2 separate regions of the Homo sapiens genome follow, and region 1 is linked to region 2. Evidence: chromatin loops called from intact Hi-C (ENCODE). Cell type or tissue: A673. All regions are shown on one strand. Each heading gives the region's core, and the rest is flanking DNA. Links, peaks and the distances in the headings are about the cores only.

Region 1 (11,255 bases), core at 1,333-9,332, 54 kb after region 2:
CTGGCTTTTGCATCCTCCACAGTAATGTTTTGCTCCAAGAATCTCTTAGTTGTCAGATCCAGCAAATGTTGAAATACGCTATTACTTGGCCTTGAAGCGGTACTGGACACTGCAGACTGCCTCTTCGTCTTCTCTCCTTTGTTTGCTGAGATTCTGCCCACTATCTCTTGGCTGCCCTTCTACCTTCTTGGTCTTCCTCCCTGGATCGTCAGTTGCCTGGAAATGAATTCTGACCTTTCCATCTAATACATTTTCCCTTGCTCATTTATTTCCATAAACTAGTGATCCTCAGATATTTTTATTTCCTGAATGATTGTCCGAAACCACACATTTGCGTCACCATTTCCTTGCTTAACGTGGACTCTGGAGCCAGCTGGTCTGGGTTCACATCCTGGCTCTGCCACTTGTCAGCCAAGAAATCTTGTGCAAGTCACTGAGTTCTTTAGGTTGCAGTTTTCTCATCTGGAGGAGGGATGAAGTACCTCATCTCAGTGGAGCGCCCAGCACTGGGGTTGATGCCCTCTGAGCACTCAGGAGATGTCTCTTTGATTTTCCTTTAATCATTAGTAATAAGTAGTAGGAATAATAACAACAACCCTCCAGTGGCTCCCAGATTGCACATGAAATCAAGTGTGTCTTAGAGAGCCCTCCTGGCTGGTCCCTCCTGTCTCTTCAGCAGCAGCTCCTTCCCTCCTGCTCTCCGCCCGCCAGCTCTGTCTCACACCCTGGTGCTGTGGCACATGCCATTTCCCTCTGTGCCTCTGTCTTCCAGGCACAACACTGGAATCTCACTGGAGCACTCACACCACTTCCCCCAGAAGCAAAGAGCCACGTCTTCCTTCACGCTTCTGGTCAGTCTTGGGGGTTTTTCTGAAGCATATGACCTACTTTATCAACTCCATTTGCTTATAGGTCTGCGTCTCTGTCAGATTGCGAGCTCTTTAAGTTATGCTTGCATCCCTGGCATCGGGTTTGGCTGACACTCATTGTGGACTGTTTGAATGAATGAATGATTTAGTGGCACTGCAAATCAAAACCCAGTCCACTGGTATAGAGGGAGAGCCCTCTGAATGTCTGAGATGATCTTACCTTGTTACATACAAAAACTTAGAAATCCTTCTTGAGTCCTCTGTTTTAGTAATTGCCCACTCTCCCTATTCTAATCCATTAGCAAGCCCAGTCAACTCTACTTCTAAAGCAGTGGGTCTCAGTCAGAGGTGATTTTAACCCTCATAGTCATTTGGCAATGTATAGAGACATTTTTGATGGTCACAATTGGGGTTGCAGCTGGTGTATATGGATAGAGGCTAGGAAAGATGTGAAACACCTTACAATGTATAGGACAGTCACCTCAACAAAGAATTATCCAGCTTTAGTGTGAAGAGTGCTGAGGTTGAGGAACCCTGATTTAGAGGATACTGAGTTCATTCACAGCTCTCTGTCTTCCCCACTCCTGTGCTAGTGTAAGGCACTGTTGTCACTCCCTGGACTGGTCTTCCTGCTTCCTTTACCTCCCTCTGTGCCTCCCTCTGTGCTCTCAGAGCATTTCTCACAGGGCAGCTGAGTGGTCTTTTATAAAGGATAAATCAGGCCAGGTACAGTGGCTCACACTTGTAATCCCAGCATTTTGGGAGGCTAAGGTAAGAGGACCACTTGAGCCGAGGAATTCAAGACCAGCCTGGGAAACATAGTGAGACATTGTCTCTACAGAAAATGAGAAAATTAGCTGGTCAGTAATTCATGCCTGTAGTTCCAGCTACTCAGGAGGCTGGGGCACACTTGAGCATGAGAGGTTGAGGCAGCAGTGAGCCATGATTGTACCACTGCACACAAACTTGAGCAACAGAGTGAAACCCTGTCTCAGAAAAAAAAAAAAAAAAGATAAGGTCACTCCCCTGTAATGACTTCTCATCACAGCTAGAATTCTGAACTCAAACTCCTTAGCCAGGCTGAAGAAGCCCTACCTGACCTGGCTCCTGCTGACCTCTCTGATTCATTGTACCCTCCCCTGCCATCCCTGGGCACTCTGCTTCAGCCCCACTCCACAACCCTTCTTTCTGTTTCAAGTTCTTCCCAGGCTTTAGGTATGTTCTTGAGATGTTGCCTCTGCCTGGCTGCTGTCCCCTCTTACCCTTGGTTGGCTGACTTCTTGTCTTCTAAACCTCTCTGGAACTGCTTCTGCCTTAGATATTCCTTTCCTCAACACCCAAACTACTTGTACGGTTGCCGACTATCACATCTCCGTACATCACCACCTAGCACTTAGCACTGCCTGATTTGTTTTTTGTTTTTTCTTTTTCATCCTCCCCTGACTAGAGCACCATTGAGAGTGAGACCTCCCCTGCCTTGTGAAAGGCTCTATCCACCCATGCTTAGCACAATGCCTAGCACATAGCCAGTTATCAATAGACAGTGATGGGAATAGGAGGGATAGTAATAGTTTACACTTATGTAATGGAGACTAAAAAGTCTAAGTGCTTTACATTTAATCTCCAAAGTAGTTTTGCGAGATGGGTATCATGATTGGCATCTTCATTTTACAGATAAGGAAATGGAGGCATCAGAAGTTATATAACTCAGCTGGGTGAGGTGGCTCATGCCTGTAATCCCAGCACTTTGGGAGGCCAAGGCAGGTGGATCACGAGGTCAGGTGATTGAGACCATCCTGGGTAACACTGTGACATTCCATCTCTACTAAAAATACAAAAAACTAGCTGGGCATGGTGGTGGGCACCTGTAATCCCAGCTACTCGGGAGGCTGAGACAGGAGAATGGCGTGAACCCGGGAGGCGGAGCTTGCAGTGAGCTGAGATTGCGCCACTGCACTCCAGCCTGGGCGACAGAGCAAGACTCTGTCTCAAAAAAAAAAAAAAAAAAAAAGTTATATAACTCACAATCAAAGATCATGTAGCCATGTAGCTAGAAAGTTGCAGAGCTGGGGTTTAACTTAAGTGGTCCAACTCCAGAGTTGTTGCTCTTAATCACCCCACCACAGTGCTTGTTGAGGAAATGAATGTGGAATTTGAATGATGAATTCACACTCATCCTTCCTTAGGGTAGCCTTTGTAGGATTGGGATTCAGTCTGATCTGGGTTCAAATTTTGTAACTGACTCACATTTTATGATTTACTTGCTTGTGTGATGGGGTTATGGTGTGGGAGCACCAAAAATCTCTTGTCTTATAAAGAGTTCACTTCTAATGTTCTGGATACTTCTCTCCATCCTCACTATTGATCATGCTTCCTTTGTTGTTTTGGTCACAAGGAAACTCAACTAAAATTTGAGCCCTGATACTAGTAATCATATAATAGTTTGTGGAATGCTTTTGTCTATTACCTTTCTTTTCTGCTTTTCCTTATAACATCCCATTTTCCACATTTTAAACTATTTATTTATCTCAGCCAACTCAATTTATGAAAATATGAATTTATAACAGATAAATATGTATATAAAAGTGTGTCCCTGGACAGGTTACCTAACCACTGTGATGCTTCCTGTCTTCTGTGCAGTGTTGGTAATCATTCCTGCCTCACAGTTTTTTGGTGGAGCCTAAGTGGGGTAAAGTCCACGAAAGCCCAGAACACACAATAAACATTTAGTAAGAGTGTCTTCTTCCTCTTCCTCATTTACGGTAAAGATGAGGAAATCTTTTTTTTTCCCCTGAGACAGAGTCTCGCTCTGTTGCCCAGGCTGTGATGCAGTGGTGCAATCTCGGCTCACTGCAACCTCCGCCTGCTGAGTTCCAGTGATTCTTCTGCCTCAGCCTCCTGAGTAGCTGGGACTGCAGGCACGTGGCACTACGTCTGGCTAATTTTTGTATTTTTTTAGTAGAGACGGGGTTTCACCATGTTGGTCAGGCTGGTCTCGAACTTCTGACCTCAAGTGATCTGCCTGCCTTGGCCTCCCAAAGCGCTGGGATTACAGGTGTGAGCCACTGTGCCTGGCCAAGCATGAAGCAATCTTGTGCTGGTACCTGGCATAGTGGAGGTGATAGAAGGTGGTTTAATATGTCTTACTGAGCTGCTAAGCAGCAGCTGCATGTCTTATTGAGCTGCTAATTGATACTACTAACTGGGGAGCTCCATTACAAAAACCCACAATAAATGATAGGCTGTCATCATGCCCTGTTTTGGGCGGCTCTTTTCACTATAATAAATTGGTTTTTGAGCAGCAGAAAGATAATAGGTTTAGTAAGTAGAAAAGACTCGACCACAGGGGGCTTGTGCATAAAGCTCAGCCTGGAAAATGGAAAGCATTTATCAGTAAGACCCACAGAAACTTTTATTACTATGGCAACTGGGTCTTTGGTAAGTCTCTCTTTAGCTAGATTATAATGTAGTAGTGAGGAATATCAACTGTATGTTTCAATTGCTTATTAGCTCATAAAATTGCCAGTTTGCATATTAATTGTTACTGGATAAAATAGCCCTATTTTTAGGTGACCCAGTCACCCATTTTCTGATACCAAGCCACTTTGGGAACTTAAAAAAAAAAAAACAGTAGTTATAGTAATAAAAACTCTTAGCCTTAGACAGGCATCTTCTCATTTAATCCTCCCAGCTACTCTGTAAGGTCAGTTTCATCTCCCATTTTACAGATGAGAGAGGAAAAGCCCAGGGCAGTTAGGTAACTTGTCCAAGGTCACGGTTCTGGTAAGGTGTAGATCCAGGATTTGAATCCATGTCTGTTTGATTTCTATGATAAAAATAACTTTATAGTCTTAACCATTAATATGGGCTATAGCCCATATGATATAGAATATAAAGTTTCTGTAAATCTGAAAAGGCAAAAAATCCAAGAGTATTGACCTTTCCCTAGTACAGGGTTGGTTCTTCAACCTCAAAAGTATTGACATTTTGGGGCCAGGTAAGTCTTTCTTTTTGTTACTGAAACACCAGGGGTTCGGTCTAGGTCCTGTTACTCGACACACAGAAAGCCAATCACTGACACGACGATTATTGCCAAGGAAGAAGCCTTTAATTAGGTGCTGCAGCTTAGGAGATGGGAGCTCAGTCAGTCTCAAATCCATCTCCCTGACTGACATGGTTTGGCTGTGTCCCCACCCAAATCTCATCTTGAATTGTAGTTCCCATAATCCCCACGTCATGGGAGGGACCTGGTGGGAAGTAATTTAATCATGGGGGTGGTTACCTTCATGCTGTTCTCATGACAGTGAGTGAGTTCTCATGAAATCTGATGGTTTTATAAGGGGCTTTTCCCCCATTTGCTTGGCACTTCTCGCTGCCGCCATGTGAAGAAGCACGTGTTTGCTTACCCTTCCACCACGATTGTAAGTTTCCTGAGGCCTCCCCAGCCATGCTGAACTGTGAGTCAATTAAACCTCTTTCCTTTATAAATTACCCAGTCTTGGGTATGTCTTTAGGTGTATCTTTATTAGAAGGGACTAATACGTTGACCCACTAAAACTAGCTTTGTATAGCAGGGAAGAAATGTAACAATGTGTAAGAAAACAGGAACTGGGAAAGGGCAAGGAAACGATTATGATGAATAGAGAGTCTCTGCATTTCATTGTCTGGATGTGGTGATCTGGTGAGTTTCAGCTCTTTGATACTTTTTTGAGAGGCCTGAAAGTCCTTCCCTGAGGAAGGAACTGAAATAAAACAAATGTAAACTTCAAACTTAAGACCAGAAGGGTTATCCACACCCACCCCACTACATCCCCCAGTATTGCCTAACTTTGCCTGGGGAGGAATTGGCTAATTAGGACTTTCCTGGAAAAAAGCAACTCTTTCATTTCTGATGTCACCAGTCTTCTTAGATCTCAGGATTTACCAGAAAGTTTTGTTCTTTATTTGGTTATGTTCAGAGAGCTGTGCAATTTATTGCGACTATCTAATTTTAGAACATTTTAATCACCCCAGGAAGAAACCATGTACCCATTAGCAGTCATTCCCCATTCTTCCCTCTCTTAGTCCCTGGGAACCACTAATCCACTTTTTGTCTCTACAGATTTGCCTATTCTGGACATTTCATATAATGGAATCATACAGTATGTGGCCTTTTGTGTCTAGCTTCTTTGACTTAGAATAATGTTTTCAAGGTTCATCTGTGTTGTATCATGTATCAGTACTTCATTCCATTATATGGAATATAGGAGTCCAGTTTCGTTCTTTTATATGTGAATTTCCAGTTGTTTCAGCCATTTGTTGAAAAGACTATCCAGTGAATTTTCTTGGCACTCTTGTCAAAAATCAATTGACTAGAAAAGTAAAGGTTTGTTTCTAGACACTCAATTTTATTTTATTGATCCATATGTGTACCCTTATGCCAATAACCACAGTGTCTTAATTACTCTAGCTTTGTGTAGTACATTTTTAAATTGAGAACTGTTAGTCCTCTAATTTTGTTCTTCTTTTTCAATATGGTTTTGGCTATTCAGAGTCCCTTGAATCTCCATATGAATTTATGATCAGCTTGTCCATTCTGCCAAGAAGCTAGCTGAGATTTTAGTATAAGGGTTCCATAGACTCTGTGGATCAATTTGGGGAGTATTGCCATCTTACCCAATTTTAAGTCTTTCAATTTTTGAACATGGTTTGGCTTTCTGTTTACTTAGGTCTTCTTTATTTCAGTGATGTGTTGTAGTTTTCAGTGTACAAGTCTTACACTTCTTTTGTTAAAATTATTCCTAAGTATTTTATTATTTTTGATACTATTGGAAATGGAATTGTTTTCATAATTTCATTTTTGGATTGCTGATTGCTAGTGTATACAAATACAATTGATTTTGGTGTATCCACCTTGTCTCCTGCAACCTTGCTAAACTTGTTCGTTAGTTCTAATAGTTTTTTTTAAAAAATTTTTGAGACAGGATCTCACTCTGTTGCCCAGGCTAGAGTGCAGGAGTGCAGTGGTGTGATCACAGCTCACTGCAGCCTTGACCTCCCAGGCTCAAGTGATACTCCTGCCTCAGCCTCCCAAATAGCTGGACTACAGGTGCAGGCCACCACACCTGGCTAATTAATTTTTTTTTTTTTTTTTTTTTGTAGAGATGGGGTTTTGCCATGTTGCCCAGGCTGGTCTCCAGCTCCTGGGCTCAAGTGATCTGCCCTTCTTAGCCTCCCAAAGTGCTGGGATTACAGGCATGAGCTACCACTCTTGGCTAGTTCTAATAGTTTTTTTGTGTATGAGTTTGAAATCGTTCTTGTTTTCTAATGTAGGCATTTACAGCTATAACTTTCACTCTCAGCCTTGTTTTGGTATATTGTGCTTTTGTTTTCATTCATCTCAAATTATTTTTTAATTTTATTTTTGATCTTCCGACCCATTGGTTATTTAGGAGTGTGTTAATTTCCACATACTTGTGAGTTTCACAAATTTCCTTCTGTTGTTGATTTCTAATTTCATTCCATTTTGGTTGGAGAACATATGTTATATGATTGCATTCCTTTTAACTGTATTGAGGTTTGTTTTATGTCCTAACATTTGGTCTGTCCTGGAGAATGTTTCATGTATGCTTGGGAAGAATGTGTTCTGTGGTTGTTGGGTAGCATGTCCTGTAGACTTCTATTAGGTCCACTTTGTGGTGGTGTTCATGCCTTCTGTTTTCTTGTTGATCTTCAGCCTAGTTATTCTATCCATTATTGAAGATGGAGTACTGAAGTTTCTAACTATCATTGTTTAACTGACTATTTCTTCCTTTAATTCTGTCAGTTTTTGCTTCAAGAATCTTGGGGCTCTGTTTTTAAGTACATGTAATTATGTCTTCCTGATAGAAGACATTGGCTATTTTATCATAAAAGTTCTACTTTGACTCTAGGAACTGAACTTTTTTTTGTCTTAAATTCGATTTTGTCTGATATTAGTATAGCCACTTATACTCTCCTGATTTCAAATATTTTTTTAAGCCTCCCAGGCTATTCTAATATGCAGCCAGGATTGAAGGCACTGCTTTTTTGGATAAGTTAGAAGCTGAGGATCAGTATTTTGTTGTTAAAGTTAGCTCATAGCTACCAAGAGATGATAGCCATGGGATTTTCTGATTCCTGTGACTGATGTAGAAGGCATTATAGAAATTTCAGGATGCCTTGGTGAAACCTTTCCTAGAGCAAGACTTGTGGTGCACTAACGTACTATTTTCCCTAAAGAGTTGTTTTCAAGTTACATCATGACACAGAGAATGTTTTCTTGTGCAGGCTGTGGGAACAGCCTGAAGGAGCCTCCCTCCCTCTCTGCCCTGTTGACACACTCACCTCTGATGTATCTGAATGGAAGTCTTCAGTTCCCGTGGGTGTTACAGTGGCTTATCTTCACATTGTAGGCCTTTATATCTGCCCTTTGCAGGTGTTTTGAGACAAAACCTGAGTTTTAGGGTTCTGCTGTTTATGTGGATCATGTGGGGAGGGCCAAGAAAACCTTTCAGAGATGCCTCTAGAGAGCTCATCAGAAATGAGCTTCCTCTTTGGAGTCCGAAGGCAAAGAATATGCCACGGAAGCGAGGATGTTTGAAGAAGGAAAACCTCAAGGTTTGCTAGGAGCCAAGGGGATGGGAGAGGGTGGAGGCTCTGAAAAGTAAACCCTTCTTCTTTTGGCAAAGATAACCCTCCTTGCCTAAGTGAGATGGAAAAGGGTCTAGAATGGAGTCCTCTCTGAGTTCATTCAGACTTGAAAACTGTCTGTGATTCTTACACTCTTCACTCATTTTCTTTTTTTTTTTTTTCTTACTTTTTTCTACTGCTTGTTAGGAGTCATCCCTTAGATATCACCTTTCATGCAGTTGGATGATACCTTTACTGAAAGACTCTTTTTTTAGGTGGAAACTATTCTGTTCTCCCTGAATCTCTGTGCTCACATCTGGTCTTAATCCCAGGGACTTGGATCCACTGTCAGGAAGTTTTTCCACCAAGTAGTGAAAAGCCTCCAGAGGCTCAGTTACCTAACCCACATTTATTTATTATCTTTTTAGATCTTTCCTCACCCCTCAAGATTTGTCTGTAGAAGCAGCGGTTGGGAATATCTTAGTTTCCTGCTTATAAATTCTCTAGAATTTTCATTCCAATGTATATGCACACAAAAACCTCTTTATCCACATATGTGTGTGCATTACAAATAGCCAAAATAAATAACCTTTAAAAACCCCTTTACATTATAATTTCCTAATCCCAAACTTGCTTGGTGGAAATTTTGCCTTTTTTTTCCTCGTCATTCTTCGTAATAAAAGTACTTTAAAGGTCGATGATAGCCACTTTGAATTCTGTTATGGTTTATAGTGTCTTTCTTTCTAAAAGTACGAAGAATATTATGGGCTTGTCTCTCTTCTGCTCCCTCAGGGCTGTTGGGGGGATGAGGAGATTTCCTTGACTTTCAATAGCCTCATGATATCTTTGTGAGTTCATATAAAAAGTTTCTTCAGAAAAAACAAATCTGACTCATCACTTTCCTTTAGAAAGATGTCTGTTGGCTTCCAGGATAATTCCAGACTCCTGTCTGCCTCGCTCCCAGACGCATCTCCTGCCGCATAGCCCATGTCCCAGGTGTCCTAACTTCTCCCAGATTTCTGTACAAGCCATAACCTGTTTCAACTCTGAGCTTCAGTTCATGCCATTCCTCTTGTCTGGAGTGTCCTTCCCTCTTTTTTTTCACTAACACACTCCTAATAATCTTTCATACCCAACTAAAATAGCACAGGTTTATGAAGTACTCCTTGGCTTCCCCAGGCTGAGTGGGTCCCACTCTTTCTGAGTTCCTTTTGCATTCTGGCCATTCCCCACGTATTAATTAAGCATCCACTGCTGGGCAGAAAGTGTCTGAAATGATAATAATAATAAATGGGAATAGTAATAATAGCTAATACTGTATAATAATGCTGGATAATCTGTAACACTCAATACTACATAACACTACATTTTATATTTTATAATACTATATTTTATAGTGTAATATCAAATAATAAGATGTAATGTATAAAACGATAGCAAATATAGTATTAACTATCATAGCTAATACTTTGTTCCAGAAAAAGTGCCAAGTAATTATTACATTGTCTTATTTAATCCCCTCAACAACTGAGCAAGGTTGGTAGTGTTCATCTCTCTATTTCCTGATAAGGAAATTGAGGCACAGAGTGGGTAACCAACTTACCATAAATCATATGGCCAATAAGTGGTAGACACAACATTTAAACCCAGGCAGGCTGACATCTAACTGCTTAACTGCTGTAATTAACTTTTTTTTGAGACAGGATCTTGCTCTGTCACCCACGCTAGAGTGCATTGGTGTAATCTCAGCTCACTGCAGCCTCTGCCTCCTGGGCTGAAGCGATCCTCCCACCCCAGCCTCCAGAATAGCTAGGACTACAGGCGTGTGCCTGGCTAAATTTTTTTTTGTATTTTTTTTGTAGAGATAAGGTTTCACCATGTTGCTCAGGCTGGTCTTGAACTCTGAGTTCAAGCAATCCACTCGTCTTGGCCTCCCAAAGTGCTGAGATTACATGTGAGAGCCACCACAGCTAGCCATAATTAACTGTTGAAAGGCAAATGTTGATACAGCTTCTGTTGTGCTTACCACATCTCATTGCAATCATCTGCTTATTGTCTCTTTTTCGTTCTCTTTCTCTTGGCCAGGTGTTTTTTTTAGCTAAGGGCCTCTTGCTAGCAGGAATCATTCTTGCAGCCCCCACACTTGGTTCTGTGTGTGGCATAAAGTGAGTTTGAGAATTAATGTTGGTGGAATGAATAACTGAAAGAGCAAAGCCTTAGACTGTCTAAACATTACATTGATTTCCACCTCATTTTTCTCAGGACTAGCCGTCTATGTGTAAAGCAATTTGTAGAACCATGAACTATGTTAGGGAAGGGAGGGCATTACTGAATCTCTACCAGATAGCAAGCATTTTGCTGTATTCTCTACATGCAAAATCTCATTTTATTTTCACAACAGCTTGGGAGTTCTATACCATCTTTATCTTCCTTTTACAGATGGGGACGCTGAGGCTGAGGGAAGTTAAGTGATTCATCCAAGATCTCAGTGATTACGTGGTGGAACTGAGGTGGAAACCTGGATGCTTCTTTTCTTTTCTTTTTGACAGAGTCTCACTCTGTCACCCAGGCTGGAGTGCAGTGGCGCAATCTCAGCTCACTGCAATCACCGCCTCTTGGGTTCAAGCGATTCTCCTGCCTCAACCTCCCGAGTAGCTGGGACTACAGGCATGTGCCACCACACCTGGCTAATTTTTTGTATTTTTAGTAGAGATGGGGTTTCACCGTGTTAGCCAGGATGGTCTCGATCTCCTGATC
Region 2 (11,255 bases), core at 2,141-10,140:
TCCTACAAATGGAATATGTAAGAACAGCTATTTCCCGTACAACAGTGCCCATTTTATCCCTTAGCTTTCTGGCATATAGAGTAACCTTGCATGTGTTATTACGTTATCATCACATTTTGTTAGGGAAAACCGTACACATTTCCAATTAAGACAAAGAATGTGCAATTTCCTGAAGTCAGGATTGAGGTCATAACTTTGAGTGCTCAAGAATTCCAAGTTTAATTAAGCCACCAAATGCTGTTGATAAAGAGAAAATGCCCTATCAATATCAGAGGTGATGAGAGGGTGATCTGGCTGTGACAGGTCACTCTTCTAATGGCCAAGCCTGATCTTACCTGGCCTGGCTGGTGCAGGAAGTATCTCCTATTAGAGTGAGTGTGTGTCACATCTGGAAGCTGCCAGGTTCTGTTCTAATACCCTTTTCTGTTTCAGTAGAGACTACACACAGATTTTGCCACTGTGAATGGGGTGTGTTGCTTTTCTTCCATATTAACTGTATTTTCTCAGCCTTTCCTGTTGAAGCCTGAGTCCTTTCAGTCAGGAGGCCTGTGAGCTTCCAAGCTGAGTGGACTTGGAGGGAAAGTGAGAGAATGTTGATAGGGTCTTACAGCAAAAATGAGCCCTGTGACATCCTGTCTCTTGGAAGGGTTGGAATGCTTTTGTCCCTGTTCTAAAGAGTCACTCTCCAGGGACGGAGCATCATGTTAGTTCAGCTTAGATTACATGATCTCCCTTTGGCTAGAAAGGGTAGAACCTCTGCCTATGGTCCTACTACATTATAGCCACTGAGAAAGTGATAATTCAAATAAAGTAGAAGGAGAATGGATGTTGTATTAGTCCGTTTTCACATTGCTATAAAGAACCACCTGAGCCTGGGTAATTTATGAAGAAAAGAGGTTTAGTTGACTCACAGTTCCATAGGTTTAACAGAAAGCATGGCTGGGAGGCCTCAGGAAGCTTACAATCATGGTGGAAGGCGAAGGGGAAGCAAGCACCTTATTCACATGGTGGCAGGAGGGAGAGAGAGAGAGTGAAGGGGGAAGTGCCACACACTTTTAAACCATCAGATCTCATGAGAACTCACTGTCACAAAAACAGCAAAGGGGAAATCTGCCCCATGATCCAGTCACTTCCCACCAGGCCTCTCCTCCAATATGACATGAGACTTGGGTGGGGGCACACATCCAAACCAAATTATTGCACCCGTGACCCCTCCCAAATATCATGTCCTTTTCACATTGCAAAATACAATTATCTCTTCTCAACAGTCCCCTAGTCTTATTTCAGCATTAACTCAGAAGTTCACAGTTCAAAGTCTTATCTGAGACAAAGTAAATCCCTTCTGCCTATGAGCCTGTAAAATCAAAATCAAGTTAATTACTTCCAAGATACAATGGGGATACAGGTATAGGGTGAATGCTTTTGTTTCAAGTGGGGGAAATTGGCTGAAAAAATGGGGCTGTAGTCCCCACACAAGTCTGAAACCCAGCAGGGCAGTCATTAAATCTTAAAGCTCCAAAATGATCCCCTTTGACTCCATGTCTCACATCCAGGGCACACCGATGCAAAAGGTGGGCTCTCAAGGCCTTGGGCATCTCTGCTTCTGTGAGTCTGCAGGGTACAGCCCCCATGGCAGCTTTCACAGGCTGGCATTGAGTGCCTGTGGCTTTTCCAGGTGCATAGTGCAAGCAATCAGTGGATCTACATTCTGGGGTCTGAATAATGGTGACCCCCTTCTCACAGCTCTACTAGGCAGTGCCCCAGTGGTTACTGCGTATAGGGGCTCCAACCCCACATTTCCCGTCTACATTGCCCTAGTAGAGGTTCTGCATGAGGGCTCTGCCCCTGCAGCAGACTTCTGCCTGGACATCCAGGAGTTTCCATACATCCTCTGAAATCTAGAGAGAGGTTCCCAAACCTCAACTCTTGCCTTCTGTGCACCCACAGGTCCAACACCATGTGAAAGTTGGCAAGGCTTGAGGCTTGCACCCTCTGACACCACAGCTTGAGCTGTACCTTGGCCCCTTTTAGCTGGAGCTGGAGTGGCTAGGACACAGGGCACCATGTCCCAAGGCTGCAGAGAGCAACTGGGTCCTGGGCCCTGCTCACAAAACCATTTTTCCCTCCTGGCCTGTGATGGGAGGGGCTGCTGTGAAGTTCTCTGAAATGCCCTGGAGACATTTCTCCTGTTGTCTTGGCTATTGACATTCAGCTCCATTTTACTTATGCAAACTTCTGCAGCAGGGTTGAATTTCTTTCCAGAAAATAGGGTTTTCTTTTCTACCACATGGCCGGGCTGCACATTTTCCAAACTTTTATGCTCTGCTTCCCTTTTAAATATAAGTTCCAATTTCAGATAATCTCTTTGTTCATGCATATGAGCATACACTTTTAGAAACAGCCAGGTCATGAATGCTTTGCTGCTTAGAAATTTCTTCTGTGAGATACCCTAAATCATCTCTGTCAAGTTCAAAGTTCCACAGATCTCTAGGGCAGGGGCAGAATGCCACCAGTCTCTTTGCTAAAGCATAGCAAGAGTGACCTTTACTCCCGTTCCCGATAAGTTCCTCATCTCCATCTGAGACCACCTCAGCCCGGACTTCATTGTCCATGTCACGATCAGCATTTTGGTCAAGAACATTCAACAAGTCTCTAGGAAGTTCCAAACTTTCCCACATCTTCCTGCCTTCTTCTGAGCTCTCCAAACTATTCCAACCTCTGCCCATTACCCAGTTCGAAAGTCACTTTCACATGTTCTGGTATCTTTACAGCAGTGCCCCACTCCTGGTACCCATTTTCTGTATTAGTTCATTTTCACACTCCTATAAAGAACTGCCTTAGACTGGGTAATTTCTGAAGAAAAAAGGGCTAATTTACTCTCAATTCTGCAAGCTTAACAAGAAGCATGACTAGGAGGCCTCAGGCAACTTAAAATCATGGCAGAAGGTGAAGGGAAAGCAAGGACCTTCTTCACATGGTGGCAGGAGAGAGAGAGCGCGAAGGGGGAAGTGCCACACATGTTTAAAGCATCAGATCTCATGAGAACTTGCTATCACGAGAGCAGCAAGGGGGAAATCCATCCCCATGATTCAGTCACCTCCTACTAGGCCCCTCCTCCAATTCGACATGAGATTTGGACAGAGACACAAATCCAAACCATATCTAAGATGTTGAGCAACTTAAACAAAAACTGCGCCCTTGCCCACTATAGATGCCCAGTCGTTCCTCATCCCACAGGAAATATGGGCTCAGAGACCTCAATGGTGGGTAGCATCATTGAGTGTTTTCCTCTAGCCCCAGCAGTTTGATTCTGTTTAATCCTTCTTTTCTCCCTAAATTATGTGGGCGCCATAGTTACCAGAGTTACAATTAATTCACAGATTAGGGGAAAAGCCATGACTTTAGGAAGCATATGGATGAATTAAAATGTTGGCTTTTCTACTCATTAGCTGGATGCTCTTGACTTTTCCCAGCCTTGGTTTCCTTAAGGGTGCAGTCAAGGGGATGAGATGCCTCCCAGAGTTGTTCTGAGAATTAAATGGAACAGGTTTAGTGAAAGCGCTGAGCTGTGTGCCAGGCATATACGAAGTAGGAGTTACTGAATGGATGTGTGATGGTGGTTCACCCTCCCCGAATCCCAGACTGGGCACCTTGGGCTCGCTGCCTCTCCATAGCTGCTGCAGTTCCTAGTGTTTAAGAGTGTGGGTTTTAGAGTCATACAGACCTGGGTTCCATGACTGTCTGATTATGTTTCCTTGGGCAAGTTTTTGAACTCTCTGAGCCTTAGTTTTCTCCTCTGTAAACTTAGCACTGGTTCCTTCCTCCATCACATGGTGGTGGTGAACAATCCCATGACAATGCAGGATGTAGATATTTAGCTCAGTGCCTGGTGCATAAATAGTGCTCCACTGTTATCACACAGGGTGAAATTGCCTTATGGGCTCAAGCCCGTGGATTCAGACCTTACTTCTGGCTGCATCTGCCTTGCTCCAGATGTCGACTATTCCCCTTCCTGCAGGGGAAGTCGCACTTTTAGCCCAAGAGGGAGGAAATGGCTGCTCCATTGCCACCATCCTGCTCAAGGTTCAGCCCTACTGGTCCCATATTTGTGCCTTGACCTGGGTTACTCTGTCCCCAGCCCCACACAGTGGGCCTCAGTGACTCTCTCAGTCTGTGGGGGAGAAAGTTAACAATTCTGATTCCAAGAGCTTTGGAAAAATCCCACCTCCTCCAGCAGTCATTATTTATTTATACTTTAATCTTCATGGATTACTCTGAGTTGCTCATAGCTTTCCAGAAAGCTCCGAGTAAGTGGAAGTCGTACATGCACCCGAAGTAATTAATGCACTTTCTACTAGTGAGAGAAGGTGTAATTCGCAGGAATGTGTGTCAAGACCCACCCTGCTAAATTTATACCCTGTAATTTGCAATGTTTGTTGGCACTGAATTGGCAGGTTGGTGAGTCTAGCCTACCTGCTTTGCAATTATATCTACTGGCCGGTATTGTAGGATTGAGTAACTGGAGAGACTCATCACTTAAGTAAATTAGAACCTGCTTCTGGGACCCATCTGAGATCACCCTCTGGTAGGGAGGCTGGTTAATCATGTTTCCTTTGTGCATACTGGAGAGAATCTGATAAAGGTGAGGGAGGGAAGAGGCGAAGGCAGTCCTGAGGCTTGCCTGAGTGTGGAAGGACCGGCGGCTTGGGAAGGCATTTCTTCAGCAGTCCTCCTCAGCCAGCACTCTGGAAAAGGAAAACACAAAACTGTTAGAACAGAAATGGTCTTATGGTCCATTTTATGAGCTGCATCAGCCCTAATAATCAGCTCTGGGGGAGACTCGTGTTAGTTTTTAAAACTAGAAGTCACTTTGCAGCCTCTGCAGACCAGTGATTTTAGTACAGTCCTCGTAAATTTTCTTTCTGAGGGGAAACTGGCAGGAGAATCCGACAGGCTGCAATGTAAGCTTGTAGTTCAGGTGCTGGGAAGCGGGTGTGAGATGGTTGGATTTTTCCATGGCTATGTTTTTGTGGCCAGATAAAAGAATTGAGTGAAGATGAAATAAAGTTTAGGCAGACCCAACCCTTGTAGAAATCCCAGACACTCAGTTTACTCCACGTGACCTCTGGTGGACTGTTCAGCCTACCTGAGTGGCCTCTTCTCCTTTGTGGAAGGGAGCAAATGAGTCTTTTGATTAAAGTTGTTATAAATATTAGATGCTTGTAAAGGCTCCGGCACATGGAGAATACCCAATAAATGGTAGTTATCATTAGGGCCATTTTTATGTGAGGAGGGCATATTATTTGTCATTTGTAAAGAACACTTGGGGACGCAAACCAGGCAGAATGGGTAAACAAATTGGGTAAAATCCTATATTTTTTCAAAAAGCCATTTGAATGTGCACCTGAGGCCTGAAAATGTGGATTAGATACAGATTGTGCTTTGATGAGAGTGCAGTTGTACCTCAAGGAAAGCCTCCTCCATCCCAACTCCAGGGTTCATGGAAGACGGTAGCATTCCTATTTGGTGTTGGGACCTCTTCAAGGCTTGAGAAAATATAAGGAGGAATTTAGAATCTGGGGAGAGGGATCCTTTCTCCCAGGAGTTTGTTGGGGTCAAGAAATGTAACTTTAAATGCTCCTATTGCAAGATTGGGTTTGTCGATACACAGGCAATTCTTTGGGTGTTCCAGTCCTATGGGGTGAGAAAGAATGAATATATATATTTTTTATCTGTCTCTGTATGTGCCTGTGTCAATTCCTAGTAAATATTTATGGGCTGGCAAGTTGCAACTGGGAAAGGCCCATGTTTAACTGGCTAAATATTAATAAGCATATTCAAGAGAACTGAGGTCTTTGTTTTGTCTTCTTAAGAAATGAATCCGCTCTTATTCACTGTGTATTCACAGGAAACTGTGCTGTTCAGGGAAGAAGTACTGCCTTGTTTTCCTTGTAGGCTTTCCAGCTTGGATTTCGATTTCCACTGAGGCCTTATTTTTAAAAACATGTTTTTACAGCAGCATTACAACTGTGGAGATTATAGCAGTCTCCTACAGCTTTGGTTATGAAAATAATATATATCGTCTTTTTATTCCCTTTAATTGACCATTCTCTTACCTTCCTTTGTCTCCACATGGAGACACGGCTAGATATCTCCCTCCTTTGTATTTTTTTCTCTCTTCTCCAACACTCTGAGATCAAGGCCCAAGTAAGTACACACCTTCACTTTTATCCTGGTTTCCTGGTATCCAGTGAAATGGATTTCATACTGCTGAAATGTCCATCCTTTCCCCAACTCATATCTGTGGCTACTTCTACCTTTCTCTTCCTGGAACTTTCCTGAAGAGTTAATTTCCTTATCTTGGCAGTGCTTCCCAGGAAACTCCCTTTTTTGCTCTGAGACAGACCTTTTAATAGTATTAAATCAAATGCTTCCAAACCATAGTTTAGACCCCCTGCTCTGGGAGCAGTCATCATAGGCAGGGCTTTGACGAACTCCCTTTGCAGGATCTGGTTGTCTATCCTGGTCACCTGGATTTACAAAAGGCTAAGAATAGCATTGGAGAAGACAGTCCTGTATTATTTTTCACTTACATACCTGAAAAATTAGTTTCTATCCGAATAGAAATGGATTTCCACCCAGCCAGAGGTTTATGCTGAAAGATGTAAAGTGGAATTGGGAAGATAAAATTAGACTCTTTAGGAAAGAATGGGTTTCCCACCTCCACTATAATCACTGTCATGCACCCTTATAAGTGGATTGGGTGTTGCTGAAATGCAAATGCCATTCGTTCTGTTGCTGATTTGCTTACCGAAAGTTGCAGAAATTCAATCCATGCAGAAAATTCTATGAGTCACTTCATTTCCTGCAACATTTTTTTTCCATTATTCATATTATGGAAAAGAGCACATCAAAAAGGCAGGTCTGCAAATAACACAGTTTTCAAAAAGATTGTTTTATTTTTCTTACGAAGAAGTTTTCCAGAAATCTGTAACCAGTATCAGGAATTCTCCAGCTTTGTATACATAGCCACTCATGATCGGATTCTACTCCTTGCTTTTATCTTGCTTGTTGTCTTTGGGGTTTTGAAGATTTGAAGGAAACTGGTCAGAATTATTGACAAAGTGCTCAGGCCTCAAAAAATACTATCAGAATAAGGGACTGAAGAGTATAACCTACTTTATTGTGTTTGTGTCTGGAGTATCTGAGTGTTAAAATTTGAAGCCCAGGGTAGCTCTCTGTATTGCTTGTTACATTTTAGGATTGCTTGCCCCTTGCTCCAATGGTGCAGGCAGAAGAAATGCAAACAAAGTACAGCATTAGCCTTAGCAAAACATATAACTAGGACAGTGGATCTGCTGCCAAAAATACCATCTGCTGTTTTCCAAAGCCAGAGATGGATGACTTGAGTTGTCTCTGCCTTCAGCAAATAGTCAAGAGACTAAATAGATTTATTTACTTTAAGTTTGCCCAGCCCTTCATAATATTTCTTATTAGAAGAAGAATATATTTTGGAATTAGTGAAGATAGACCCAACTCTTTGATTCCCAAATGGATGCCTAAAAATTTCCAATAGCTTCCAAATTGGATTTTCTTATTACTTTTCTTTCCCATCTCTTTCTACATAGGGCTGCCAGGTTAACCTACCTGAAGCATTACTCATCTCATGTCACTCCCTTGCTCAAAAACGGATGATGTTGGCTTCTCCTTGTGTATAAAGTTAAGTCCAAGTTCTATAGTCTGGCACTTAAAGCTTTTCCCACCCTTATATCCTCCTCTCCATGACCATTTGCTTTCATGCCTCCATTTAGCTCAGCGTTTCATTTGGAATAGAGGTCTGCATCATACCCAACCTGCAAAGCAGCCTGGGTGGAAATTATTCCATGCAGCATTCCATGATGCTTCCCCTGGAATAAATTTCCCCCTCCTTAGAAATTCTTTTTTTTTTGAAATGGAGTTTCGCTCTTGTTGCCTAGGCTGGAGTGTGATGGTGCGATCTTGGCTCACTGCAACCTCTGCTTCCGAGATTCAAGCAATTCTCCTGCCTCAGCCTCCTGAGTAGCTGGGATTGCAGGCATGCACCACCAAGCCTGGCTGATTTTGTATTTTTAGTAGAGGTGGGGTTTCTCCATGTTGGTCAGGCTGGTCTCGAACTCCTAACCTCAGGTGATCTGCCTGCCTTGGCCTCCCAAAGTGCTGCAATTACAGGCGTGAGCCACCGCACCCAGCCCCTCTTAGTAATTCTTACATTCCATTTCTTACTTTCTTCTGTGGCATTTATGACTTCCAACTTTTATAATTATAAAATAATTTTAATTTTATAGCTCTTTAGGTGCACACTTCTTCTCTCCTGCTCAATAGTAGGTTTTTGATGTGCTCAAGTCTTGTATTCCCTGCAACCTTGAGTATAGTAGGTGTCTAATGCTTTCTTTTTGGGTAAATGAATGAATCAGTTAGTTGAATGAGTGCTTACTACAAAACAGAGCATGCGATAGGCAGCGGGTATCTATTAAATATAAATATCTTGTTCCATGGCCCCAATCAGTGAAAAATGTCATTGTTGAGGAGGTCACTGGCTAGGAATTTTAGAAGTGAGAACACAGTGGTCATTGCTGTAGTCTAGATTTGGGTGGTCCTTCAACACTTCAGATGTATAATTAATTTGGGATTTGTGTATCAAAAGTTCTGCTACCTCAATAATACTGATATTATAACCTTTGAAAGGGTGGAGAGAGAACCATAAGCAATTGTAACTTATGTATTCTTCATCAACAGGTCTATTCTGCTATTTTGGGGACATAGCAGAGGTCAGTTGGAAAGAGATTTAGCGAGCCAGTTAGAGCCTGATTTGCATGCTAGTTCTCATTACCTGGCTTGTCATCTTGAACCTCAATTTCCTCATCTGGAAAATGGGTATAAGTAGCTACCCGATGCAGTGTGGATTAAATGACAAACAGAAAGCACCAGTGCAGGCTCTAACACATAGTGGGTGCTCCACGAATGCAGGCATCACGTCTAAGGGAAGTCTGAGTGGCGGCCTGTCACCAGCATCATGACTGTTTGACTTCATAGTCTAACTGCATGACTGTGGGGAAGAAGGCAGGTACGGTCATAGAAGTTTGCTATTTTCTTCGAAAGTGATTTCTTACTATTGATTTTAATCAGTTTAGATTGTTGTTCTTCTATATTCTAAAGTCTCTAGGGGTTAGGAATTCTGATTAATATATTCTATAGTAGTCTCCCCTTATCTTCGGGGGGTACATTTCAAGACCCCCAGTGGATGCCTGAAACCGAATATAGTACCAAATTGCTGTCAACTGAAACCTATTTCTGTCCATGTGTTCCACCTACAAATTTAATGCCTTTCCATCCTAACTAAGCACTTATCACACACTCTGGCTATAACTTTTGCAGTTTGAGGTGTGACAGCAAAACTAGCACAAATTCTTTTTCCTTCTTCACAATTTCACAGATAGAAAATTTTTTCTCACTGTACATCTTAGCAACCTCAGCATAAGTTTTTTTTCCTTTCCTTACTAAGTCGAGAACTTTCACCTTTTCACTTAAAGGAAGCACTTTACAGCTTCTCTTTGGCATACCTGAATTACCAGCATCACTCTTCTTGTGCTTTGGGGCCATTATTAAATAAAATTGGTTACTGAAACACAAACATTGCAAGACAGAGGCAGTTGATCTGATAACTGAGACCGTTCTTAAGTGACTAATAGGCAGATAGTGTAGACAGTGTGTGTATGCTGGACAAAGGGAAGATTCATATCCTGGGCAGGACAGAGCAGGACGACACGAGATTTCATCACACCGCTCAGAATTGGACCACAATTCAGAACTTATGAATGGTTTATTTTTGGAATTTTCCATTAATATTTTCAGAAGTCCATTGACTGAGGGTAACTGAAACTGCAAAAAACGAAACTGCAGAAAAGGGAGGACTATTGTATTTCAAGATGTGAACTTCTGGGAATTTTAAAACTGGAAAAAAGCTGGATGGAAAAGTTGAAAAGAAAAAAGTCAGATGTTTGGGAGCAGAGGTTGGAAATTTATGCAGTTTCAATTCTATTTCCATTATACTTCTAAAGTTACCGTTAATTTTGAAATATAAAAAATGTCCATTTTGTATAAATCAGCTTGCCCAAAGGTATTATATTTGGTATATTTAGAGATAGAAATGCTGTTCCTTATTTGTACAGGCAACCTGAGAAATATTTTGTTTTCCAAATATCGCTGAGTGTTCTTATCTCTTGTCCTTTGAGCAGTACTGAGGATAATGCCTGATTCATAAGGGCAGTTGGGTAATAATACATTTTTTTCTGAAATTGTGTGCTTATTAGCAGGGCTTCTTAGCCTCTCAGCAGTTTGCTGATGCAAAGGGACTTTGAAGGAATGATGTCTGTTTCTTCTTCTTCTTTTTTTTTACTTTAAGTTCCGAGATACATGTGCAGAATGTGCAGGTTTGTTACATAGGTATACATGTGCCATGGTGGTTTGCTGCACCTGTCTACCCATTGTCTAGGTTTTAAGCCCTGCATACATTAGGTATTTGTCCTGATGCTCTCCCTCCCCTTGCCCCCCACCCCCCTACAGGCCCCTGTGTGTGATATTCCCTTCCCTGTGTCCATGTGTTCTCATTGTTCAACTCCCACTTATGAGTGAGAACATGTGGTGTTTGGTTTTCTGTTCCTGTGTTAGTTTGCCGAGAGTGATGGCTTCCAGCTTGATCCATGTCCCTGCAAAGGACATGAACTCATTCTTTTTTATGGCTGCATAGTATTCCATGGTATATATGTGCCATATTTTCTTTAGGAGTGATGTCTATTTCTTTGGATGGTGTTTTACAAAGTCTGTTTCCTTTTCTTCTCAGGAGTTTGCAAACCCCCAGGGGAGTGTGCCTGAGTTTTTTTCCTTCTCTCTAGCTGGGGTGATTGACAGTGGCTGTTACAGATGCCTTGAAATCTTTCTGCCTCCCATCCACCAGTTTTGCTGCTGCCCCATAGATAAGTGTTGTCCGCTAGGATCAGGAAGACATTGGTGGAGAGCTAAGGTAAGGCAGGCTTTGCAGGCACACCCCCTTTTTTTTCCTCAAAAAGATACTTTGTAAAAAAGTCTTCAGTTGGTTCTTTCTTTTGAAACCTTTCCTCCTGTGGTTTTTGGTTGTGTGTCCTGTTGCTGAACTGTGGGCCTGTGATTCTTGGGCCTGGCAAGTGTGTGCTGAGGTGTTCCTTCCACGCCTCCCTGTT

The links. Peaks named below come from ENCODE experiments on the same cell type or tissue, not always from the same donor. Only the 100,000 strongest peaks of a DNase experiment are listed, where the experiment ranks them.
Region 1: a loop joins it to region 2, with 4 times the contacts of the local background. A loop is called at or near these places in 3 of 110 quality-filtered maps.

The regions. Positions count from the first base shown.
Region 1 is chr11:36,057,495-36,068,749 of GRCh38, forward strand. All of the region lies in intron 2 of LDLRAD3 (low density lipoprotein receptor class A domain containing 3), which reads left to right. LOC101928510 (a long non-coding RNA gene) reads right to left here. Exons shown (of 2, transcript NR_135064.1): 2 at 5,789-9,767. Among named protein-coding and RNA genes, the nearest start is that of MIR3973, 53 kb to the left of the region's middle. In A673, for the core only: no CTCF peak of the experiment used is centred there; no DNase peak of the experiment used is centred there.
Region 2 is chr11:36,002,875-36,014,129 of GRCh38, forward strand. All of the region lies in intron 1 of LDLRAD3 (low density lipoprotein receptor class A domain containing 3), which reads left to right. It overlaps MIR3973 (microRNA 3973), which reads left to right and starts at 7,224; the gene lies at 7,224-7,330. In A673, for the core only: no CTCF peak of the experiment used is centred there; a DNase peak (open chromatin) is centred at 6,827; H3K4me3 peaks cover 623 bases.